Regions from separate parts of the Mus musculus genome. Here region 1 is linked to region 2. A link is a loop called in an ENCODE intact Hi-C map of the cell type or tissue named here. Cell type or tissue: left cerebral cortex. All regions are shown on one strand. Each heading gives the region's core, and the rest is flanking DNA. Links, peaks and the distances in the headings are about the cores only. Region 1 has its middle 4.6 kb from the start of Gm25919. Region 2 has its middle 7.4 kb from the start of Ccnl1.

The links. A loop is a pair of places that touch in the nucleus more often than their neighbours do. Peaks named below come from ENCODE experiments on the same cell type or tissue, not always from the same donor. Only the 100,000 strongest peaks of a DNase experiment are listed, where the experiment ranks them.
Region 1: it touches region 2 in a loop (11-fold over the local background); 4 of 42 quality-filtered maps call a loop at or near these places.

What each region holds. Positions count from the first base shown.
Region 1 is chr3:67,575,191-67,580,571 of GRCm38, reverse strand. No RefSeq gene overlaps it. Among named protein-coding and RNA genes, the nearest start is that of Gm25919, 4.6 kb to the right of the region's middle. In left cerebral cortex, for the core only: no CTCF peak of the experiment used is centred there; no DNase peak of the experiment used is centred there.
Region 2 is chr3:65,962,947-65,968,327 of GRCm38, reverse strand. No RefSeq gene overlaps it. Among named protein-coding and RNA genes, the nearest start is that of Ccnl1, 7.4 kb to the right of the region's middle. In left cerebral cortex, for the core only: a CTCF peak has its summit at 2,486 (motif pointing left); no DNase peak of the experiment used is centred there.

The DNA of each region.
Region 1 (5,381 bases), core at 148-5,147, 1.6 Mb before region 2:
CATGGATGTGTTTCAGTTTTCTACAAATTCTCTTTCTCTTTTTGACTCCATGTCTTCAGCAGGGCTCCCAGGGTTTATTCCTTTACGTGTTGCTTACGTAGAATCACCAGTGTGTGTAGGACTTGACATTTCCTCCGACTGTGCTTTATTTCCATATAGTTTTTCATCCCAAATCATTTTTTTCATAATGTGAAGGCCTTTACTCTCAAATAAGATTTCAACACCCTTAAATTGAGTATGGAATCACATGTCTGTCATCCCAACTATTTAGCTTTTAATGTGATTAAGACTTAGGCAGGAGACGTGTGGAGCCGACGAAGCCCTGAGTGAGGGACACCATGAGTGTGTGTTGTTGACAAGTGCACATCCATGACAAGGCCCAAGGCCGCAGGCCCATAGTAAATTGCAAAGCCTTCCCTTGTGGGTCAGGCTCAGAACTGGCAAAGCCTTCTTCCTCTGGTCCAAGTATAAATGTCTAGAAGCGATTAGTGGATTCCTGTGTGCAAAAACCAGCAAGTTCAGCTTTCTCCTCCCAGATGCGTACAGCCTGAGAATGCTCATCTACATATACCTCCAGTGTTGTGCTTAATAAACTCTGAGACTCCGACTACCTGACCCCAACTTTTCTACATGTGATGTGTGCTCTCTAGGAAGGGCTGTACAGAGGAAGCAATGTCTCCAAGCAGAGTAGGCTGTTGAGCCTGTGGAAGGCATTTGGGAAAATAAAATCTAGAGACAGGCAATTCCATTTTAGAGGCAAAGGAGCTCTGTGCACTCTGTAGGGGACAGGTGAACTGGTAAGATTCTTGCCATAAGCCAGTGAATTTATTGAGTGAGTCCATAATTAGCTGCATGATGGGAAGGGAAGAATCAAAGCCATTAAGTGGATGAGTTGTTAATCTTGTTAAAACTTGTTCTAAAAAGACAGAAACTTTACCATGAGGATGGCAGAAGACAGGAGCCTGACATGGCTATCTTCTGAGAGGCTCTACCAGCAGCTGATGGAGACAGATGCAGATAATCACAGATAATCATTGGACTGAAATCAGGGACCCCTATGGAAGAGTTAGGTGAAGGACTGAAGGAGCTAAAGGGGATAGCAACCCCATATGAAGACTAATAATATCAACTAGATCAGACCCCTCAGAGCTCCCAGAGACTACACCACCAACGAAAGATCATACATACATGGACTGGTCTGTGGTCCCGGCACATATGTAGCAGACTTGATACCCAAGAGAAGGGAGATGTGGGGAGGGGGTGGGGTGGGTGAGAGAGCACACTCAGAGGCAAAGGGGAGGAGGAGGGGTGAAGAACTCTTGGAGGGGGGACCAGGAAGAGGAACAACATTTGGAATGTCAATAAAACAGTTTAAAAAAAGAAAAGAAACTTGCTTTCGATTCAAGAGTTGTTTTTTATTTTGTTTTGGTTTTTTTGTTTTGTTTTGTTTTTAGTTATTATAAAAATTCAGTGACATAATATATGTAAAAGACACTGGATTTAATACTCAGCATCCCACCCCAAAAAACGTGTAAGTGAGAAAATCAGAGAGTAGCATGACAATACTGTACCCGCTGACTTGAGCACTGGGAGGAACCAAGGGAGCTGTCTTTGCTTCAAAGGTAAGAGCAGCTGTTCAAAAGGATGGAGAGAGGAGGGGGAGGGAAAAGGGGGCAGGATCAGGTGTGGGAGGAGATGGGAGAAGTACGAAGGGTCAGGGAATTGAACAGAGGTGTGTAGCAGTGGGGGATGGGGAGCTAGAGTTAGCCACCAGAAAATCTCAGATGCCAGGAAAGCAAGAGACTCCCAGGACCCAACAGGGGTGACATTAGCTAAAATACTCAACAAAGGGAAAAGAGAACCTATAGAGACCATATCCAGAGGTTAAGCATGGTCCCAGGTTGAGGGATGGGACCATCCACCCATCTCAAAAATATTAACCCAGAATTGCTCCTTTCTAAAGGAAATACAGGGACAAAAAGTAGAGCAGAGACTGAAGGAAAGGCCATCCAGAGACTGCCCCACCTGGAGATCCATCCCATATACAGACACGAAACTCAGACCCTTTTGTGGATGCCAAGAAGTGCTTGCTGACAGGAGCCTGACATAGCTGCCTTCTGAGAGGCTCTGTCAGAGCCTGACCAATACAGATGGGGATGCTTTCAGCCAACCATCAGACAGAGCACTGGAACCCCAATGGAGGAGTTAGGGGAAGGACTGAAGGAGCTGAAGGTGTTTGTAACTCCATAGGAAAAACATCAATATCAACCAACCAGACTCCCCAGAGCTCCCAGGGACTAAACCACCAACCAAAGAGTACACATGGTTGGACCCATGGCTCCAGCTGCATATGTAGACAAGGATGGCCTTATCTAGCATCAATGGGAGGGGAGGCCCTTGGTCCTGTGAAGGCTTGATGCCCCAGCAAAGGGGAATGCTAGAGCAGTGAGGCTGGAGTGGTTGGGTGAGGGAGCACCCTCGTAGAAGCAGGGGGAGGGGATTGAGAAGGGGTAAACCGGGAAGGGGGGATAAGACTTGAAATGTAAATAAATAAAATAATCAAAAAAATATCTTTTTAATAAAAAAAATGTTTTTTTAAAAAAAGGCCTGCCTTGCACAGGCACCCAGGTGGTTTGGTATGGTGGTTGGTATAAGTTTGAGTCAGGGAGTGGCACTATTTAGGAGGTGTGGCCTTGCTGGAGTGGGTGTGGGCTTTTAATACCCTAGTCCTAGCTGCATGGAAGCCAGTCTCCTTTTAGAAGCCTGCAGATGAAGATGCAGACCTCTCAGCTCCTCCTGCACCATTCCTGCCTGGGCACTGCCATACTCCTGCCTTGATGATAATGGGTTGAGCCTCTGAGCCTGTCAGCCAGCCCAATTAAATGTTGTCCTTATAAGAGCTGCCTTAGTCATGGTGTCTGTTCACAGCAGTAAAACCCTAACTAAGACACTATGTTACACAGTATCCACAACTGCACATAGTAGGTTCCGTCAAAGTTGGAGCTTATAGTGTATATGGCTTTCCTATTATTTCTTCCTGTATCCTAAATGCATGAGGCATCTCTCCTCAGCTTTACCCATTAACCAAACACTACCCCAGCTTCTTAGTTGCCTTGTGTCTTCTTGGTGACATCATAGCTTGGTTTGTTTTGCTCATCTTGTAGTATTATGTCTATGACTCCTTTTGGTGTTTTGTTCTGTTGGGTTTTTTTTGTTGTTGTTGTTTTTTGTTTTTTTTAAGACCGGGTTTCTCTGGGTAACAGCCCTGGCTGTCCTGAAACTAACTCTGTAGACCAGGCTGGCCTCGAACTCACAGAGGTCTGTCTACCTCAGCCTCCCAAGTGCTGGGGTTGAAGGTGGGCACTGCCACACCAGGCTCTTTACTGTTACTGAATCTGAGCTTTGGAACATAGTTAGAAAATCTTCCACGTCCAAATCATAGAGGGTGACACCTGTCTCTCCCCTACAGTGTATGTGATTTTATTATCCAAACCCAGTGGGTAGGCTATTTTTAATGATTCACTTGTATAATGAGAGGCAGCTGGATACCAGCTAACCCAACACCATCTAGTGGAAGTTCAATCTCACCGGGGTGAGTGGAGTGAACTCCCCAGTGTATTCAGTTCCCTCCTGAGGGTTTCGCCCCAACTCTACTGGCCTCTCTGTTTCTTTACCGTTCTTATTTTAGAAGCCTTTAGCTGTGACTCATTGACCGATCAGAGCCCTCTTCACAGCTTTTGCTTTTCAGTGTTTTCCTGGGTGTTCTTGCTTATTTTTCCCACTGGAAATCAGTATTAGTGTGTATTTCTGTCTGTTCGGTTGTTTACTTTTAATAGTAGCTGCGTAGCTAGCCATGCTGGATCCAACATGAATATAGGTAAGGTTTTGAAATGATGTCTACCTTGTGATATTGGGTTTATGCTTTTCTCCACAGCTGTGAGCTGTCCTGCTGTCCAGAGCAAATGGAAGAAGAACTTAGCAAACCCAGTACAAGGTATTGATGTGAGGGTGGGGGCCATCCATGTTCTGGGAACTTCACACAGAGATCTGCCACCATCATCAGTGACTGGAGCGGCACTTCCATTTTTGCAGCACAGACCATTGTCTGAGAGGAAGTGGGCATACATTGCATCATCTTTTGCACAGCCATTCAAAAAGTGACTAGAAAGGCTTTCCTCAGAGCTGACTTCTCTGACAAGATGGTTTACACTGGCACGACAACTGGCAGCCATGAGCACATCTGTTGTTCTGACTGCTTGTGGCTAGTGTATTTTTGAATGTGGCTGGGGGTGTCCAGTTAAAGTCTAAAGTCCCTATATGTCATGCAAGGAGAATAGCGCATGATCTCAATAATGCCAGGATTCTGAACCAGCAACTGTGGTCAGACTCCAAATCCAGACTGAACGTCCTATCACCTGAGCTTCAGTCAGGACTCTCCAGTAGTGCGACCACCAGCCACTCTGCACACTCTGACTGAATCGGAATCGGAATCTGAAGACATGAACTCTTACAGTCTGGCCAAGAAGGCACTGTAACGTCTTGGCAGGATTGAAGATATCCTAAGGAGAGAGACACTTGTGCCCATCTCTTTGACTACACAACTGTTGAGAGAGAGTACCACAAGGAGTTGGCATTTCCCTTGAATCTTATGCTGAGAGAAGGAAGGCAGGGGTGGGGAGTGTGGTGGGCATCCAGGGTGACTCAGAAAAGAGCACTGTGGGTTGCCCTGGTGCTGTTTGTATTCTGACGTTAATTCTGCTTCCTCAAGGGCGGCTGCCCCTACTAGGAGTGGACAGGTGATTTCATGTGAACATTCTCACCATTCTAACTGGTCAAATAAAGGCTAGAGCCTGTGGTTGGGCATTGTAAGGGTAAGGTGGGACCGGAGGTCTTAGAGAGTGGAGGAAGGGTAGGGGAAAGTCAGAGGAAGAGGTGGAAGGAAGATGGAGCAGAGCTGCATGGTCTGGAGAAGTTGCAAGTAGCCAGGGATCTCCTAGCTGGGGAATAGATTAGTGTAGTGGTGGATCCGCCTGATCTAGGTGTACAACTTATAAATATAATAACTGGGTTGTGTGGTTTTTACACAAGCTTATTAGGATTGGAGATTTACTGCAACAAAAGAGATTTTACACTGTTCTTTCATCACATCAGACCACCTTGCAGAAAAGACAAAATGAGACATTGATGGGTCCATGCTGGGTGGAAGCCCCCTGACCAGGGCCTTCATTTAAACCTAAAGGTAGACAAGGAAGGCGTTTCCTGAACCCCCCCTGTTCCTCTTCCCAGTGTGTCCACTCCAAATAAATCTCTGCTTTTCACTCTTCCTTGTCTCTTTAAAAGACTCATCGAAGAAGGTGGGTGAGTCTAGCTTGTTAGGTCTG
Region 2 (5,381 bases), core at 137-5,136:
AGCCAGATCTATGGAGACATTCTCTCAACTGAGGGTCCCTCCTCTCAGATAACTATAGTTTGTGTCAAGTTGACATAAAACTAGCCAGCAGTGTGGGTCATAGACACTCATATTTGGCTCAGAATAAACTATCTCTTAACAACTTTTGAGTTTGGAGTTGTGTTTTGCCCTAACAATGTCATGTCGACCGAATATTTCTGCTTAGGCTAATGATATTTTAGGCTTGCATTTCTATCTCGGGTTTCATGTGACTAGCAATTATCTTTATAAGATTTTATTATCCTTCATACTAGGTTGCAAGAATTGTTCCTTCACATGTGGTTGCTGGGAAAGTTTAAGACTTGTATAAAATATACAAAGAAAACCATGAATGCCTTCTCCTCTCACCTCCATTCCAGAACAGGTGCTGCTGTTATTTTGAAGCCTGAATCCAACCTCAGCTATTCTTGTTTGTGTTTGTTCTTACCAACAAGCTACACTTCTGTTCCTAAGCAGAGTATAATTTAATCTCGTGTAAAGAGGGCAATTATATACATATTACATGGAAATTCATTTTCTATTTTTTTAAATATATGTAAGTACACTGTAGCTGTCTTCACACACACCAGAAGAGGGCATCTGATCCCATTACAGATGGTTGTGAGCCACCATGTGGTTGCTGGGAATTGATCTCTGGAAGAGCAGTCAGTGCTCTTAACCACTGAGCCATCTCTCCAGCCCCTACTTTTCTATTCTAATGTTTGTGTATATGCTTGCTTAAATTTATATGCAGCACATGTGGGCAGGAGCCTACAGAGACCCGAAGAGGGCATCAGATCTTCTGGCAGTGGGCATGGAACTCGGGTCCTCTGTGAGAGCAGTAAGCACTCTTCCAGAGCAGTAAGCACTCTTCCATTGCTGAGCCATCTCTCTAGTCCCAGACCTTCCTTTTGTTCACCTCCTAATGTGTGTCAGAGGTCCTTCGAATCTTCTTTACAAAGCCTTGGCCAAGTATGTCAGATATATGGGAACCAGGTGTAGTGAAATATGCCTGTAGCTTTGGCACTTGAAAGCTAAGACTTGAAAGCTAAGGATCTTGAGTTAGAGACCAGACTAGTCTACATATGATGACCCTTTCCCCCAAACACAAACAACTTATGTATCATAGTTTTAGTTTGTGTAGTGTCTCAGTAAGGGTTACTGTGATGAAACACCATGATCAAAAACAACTTGGGAAGGAAAGAGTTTATTTGGCTTACACTTCCACATAGTAGTCCATCAGTGAAGGACGTCAGGACAGGGACTAAGAACAGGAACCTGGAGGCAGGAGCCATGGAAAAGTGCTACTTACTGTTCTGCTCCTTGTGGCTTGCTCAGTGTCTTAGTTAGGTTTTTACTGCTGTGAAGAAACACCATCACCACCTACATAACTCTTACAAAGAAAAACATTTAACTGGGGCTGGCTTAAGTCTCAGAGGTTTAGTCCATCATTGCCATGGCGGGAAGCATGGCAGTGTGTAGGCAGACAAGCTGCCGGAGAAGGAGCTGAGAGTCTACATCTTTGTCCGCAGGCAGCAGGGAGAGAGACACACTGACCATGTTTGAGCATGTGAGACCTCAAAGCCCACCCCACAGTGACATGGGTCCTCCAACATCACCACACCTACTCCAACAAGACCATACCTCCTAATATTGCCATTCTCTATTGGCTAATGGGAGACCACATTCAGTCTATTTTCTCATAGAACCCCAAACCACCAGCCCAGGGATGGCCCCACCCAAAATGGGCAGGGCTCTCCCCTGTCAATCACTAATTAGGAGAATGCCCATTGGCCTACCTGCAGCCTGCTCTTATGGAGACATTTGATTAGTTTCCCTTCTCTTAGATGACTCTAGCCTGTGACAAACTGACATAAAACTAGCCAGCACTACATTATACTCCTTAAAGAAAGAATCGCATCCATCACTGTATCCCCAGTACCCAGACCAGAGCAATAAATAAGATTTTACTTGTCAATAACTAAGATTTTAAAAATCAATAACTGAATTTTTTACAGCCAGCAACACAAAAGTTGTTTTGTGTCCTGGGGCCACAATAGGCATTAAATTCTGAACAGCAGGTGGGTAACTTTTATTTCCTAGAACAAAAAGGTAAGTGCATTTGTGTATTCTGACTTCACCTGACAACCTTTGGGAGTTTACTATTGATTTCCACTTCACCTGACAACCTTTGGGAGTTTACTATTGATTTCCAACTACACTGTCATGATTATTCACATTAATAAGTTTCTGAGGAAGAATCAGAAACTTTAGTAGCTCTTCACAATATCCTTTTATTGGTGAGAAAAGTTTAAGGAATTGCCAATATTAAGTAATTTTCAAGGACTGGAGAGATAGCTCAGTGGTTAAGAACACTGATGACTCTTCCAGGGGTCCTGAGTTCAATTCCCAAAAATCACAGCTCACAACCATCTGTAATGGAATCTGATGCCCTCTTCTGGTGTGACTGAAGACGGCCACAATGTATTCAAATATATAAAAGTAAATCTTTAAAAAGTAATTCACTTAAACTCTATGAGTTATTAAACAATACTTTTTACCCAGTGAGTACTTTCTAATCCTGCTTTTTACTTTTCTGTATTGAGGAGAAATAGCAAATAAAATAAATTGCTGGATATAGCGGTACATACATTTAATCCCAGCATTTGAGAGGCAGAGGCAGACAGGCAAACTGTGAGTTCAAGTCTAGTCTGATCTACAGAGGTAGTTCCAGGACAGCCAGGGTTAGACAGAGAAACCCAGTCTGGAAAAACAAACAAACAAACAAACAATCCCAAAACAAACAAACAGGAACTAGAGACAAATCTAGAAGCATGTAAGTGTTATGTTTTGTGTTTACTTTCTCTTTCCTTTTTCTGAGATTAGGGGAGGGAGCCGTGTAGCTCAGGCTAGCCTGTATCTTGCTATGTAGTGGCAGATGACCTTGGACTCCTGATCCTCTTGCTGTCTCCACTTTCTAAGTTTTGTTTACAAGCATGTCCCAGTATGGTTGGCTGATCTGGTTCTTTTAAAACAGGGTCTTAAAAGTTTCCTTAGGTTGGCCTCAACAGTCTCCAGTCTCAGTTCCTGAGTGCTAGGATTGCAGGCAAATGCCAAAGTGTTTCTCTTGTTTTAATTTTAACCACAGTGGCCTTTGGTTATAAGACAACAAATTAATAGGCATAAGAATTAGAACCCAAAAATCTGGAAGCCAACTTTCTACCTATTAAGTTCATCATCACCCAGGCCCGAGAGATGGCGCAGTCATTAGGAGCACACACTGTTGCAGGATATTTGATCATGTTGTGAACCCCAAGATTGCAAGTCTGCAAATCCTTGTTGTGGTATGGCTCAGCCCTAGCACACATCTTTAATCCAAGCGCTAAATAAAGTCAATCTAGGTCAAGAGGCAGAGCAAGCTGACAGGGACTGAACGTAAGTAAACAGAAAGGAGGGCTTTGAGTTGAAGGGGATTTCAGACACCATGGAGGAGAGCCTTTTTCCTCTGGGACATCGATGGAGTAGGAAGGTCAGCTGGGTGCTTTCTCTGCCTCTCTGAGAAAGCAGGCTTTCACCACAGCTTCTGGATCCTGAATCTTCTTTGGTAAAATCAAAGGGCTGGGAATTTTGTTATTTAAAACACCTGTTCTTCCAGAGGACCTAAGTTCAGTTCCCAGCACCCATGTCAAGCAGCTCACAGCCCCGCCTCCCCTAAAGTCCGGCTTCAGGGGGATCTGACCTCTGGCTTCCACAGGGGGACCTGCACTTACATGCACACACTGACACACACACACACACACACACACACACACACACACACACACACACACACACACACACACACAGTATCATCAGAGAGGAGGGAGCCTCAATCAAGAAAATGCCTCCATAAGATCTGACTGCAGGCAGTTTCTTAATTAATAATTGTTTTGGGGAAGGCCCAGCTAAGGCTTCATAGTACCACCCCTGGATTAGTGGTCCTGGATTCTATAAGAAAGCAGGCTGAGCATTCCACAAGGAGCAAGCCAGTAATCAACACATTCCTCCCTCCTACTGGCTACTCTAAAAGCTCCTGCCTCCTGGTTCCTGCCCAGTTTAAGTTTCTGTCAGGACTTTCTTCAATGATAAACTATGATATATAAGTGTACTGGCTGGTTTTGTGTCAACGACACAAGCTGGAGTTATCACAGAGAAAGGAGCTTCAGCTGAGGAAATGCCTCCATGAGATCCAGCTGTAAGGCATTTATTTTCTCAATTAATGATCAAGGGGGAAAGACCCCTTGTGGGTGATGCCATCTCTGGGCTGGTAGTCTTGGGTTCTGTAAGAGAGCAGGCTGAGCAAGCCAGGAAAAGCAAGCCAGTAAGGAATATCCCTCCATGGCCTCTGCATCAGCTCCTGCTTCCTGACCTGCTTGAGTTCCAATCCTGACTTCCTTTGGTGATGAACAGCAATGTGGAAGTGTAAGCCAAATAAACCCTTTCCTCCCCAACTGCTTCTTGATTATGATGTTTGTGCAGAAATAGAAACCCTGACTAAGACAATAAGCAAAATAAACTTTCCTCCCCAAGTTGTTTTTGACTATCTTGTTTCATCACAGCAAAAAAAGCCTAGCTAAAACATACACATAATTAAAGGCAATAAAAATATATCTAAAAACATTAACACTAGTAATTTCCAAAAAACACATGCTATTTTACATACATGTAAAATGTGAACTTTATAAATACTAAGATGTGTGTATACATGTATGTGTGTATATACATATTCTTACTAAATGCAAAGATCTATTCCACCTAATTTGTTCAAGATAATGTCTTGATTCATAGCTGATGTGAGCAAGGCACAAACATCACAAGGCATGTGTATCTATAGAGTGGCTCCCAGTTTCCTGCTAGGCATTTATTCTACCATTGATCTACATCCCAAGTCTGATCACAGGCTTTAGACAATGTTTACAGGTATTGCTGGAATATTAAGAGTAAGTATTGTTTCATATGAAACAGCTTCCTATTAAAATTCTTATGTTTGACAGTTTCATAAGACAGTGCCTTAAACCCAAGTGAGTAACTATGGAACAAGCAGAGCTTCTTAGCACTGTACGCAGTTTGACTAGTTTTAAATTTCTCAGGGATGCTAACTTACCCTCATTTAAGCTCCGGGTGTGCTACACAGGTGGTAGTTCCCTTCTCCACTCTGCAGGGGTTCACGCAGTCTGCTTTTCTCTGCATGTGTGACTGACTCTCACTGGTTGTGTCACTCAGAATTAAGTGACAACTGACCTTTATTTCTGTTTTAGAGATGGCTGGCTTCAGGCTGGTGGTTCACATCCAACAGCATAAAAGAACTTGATTACTGTGGCTTT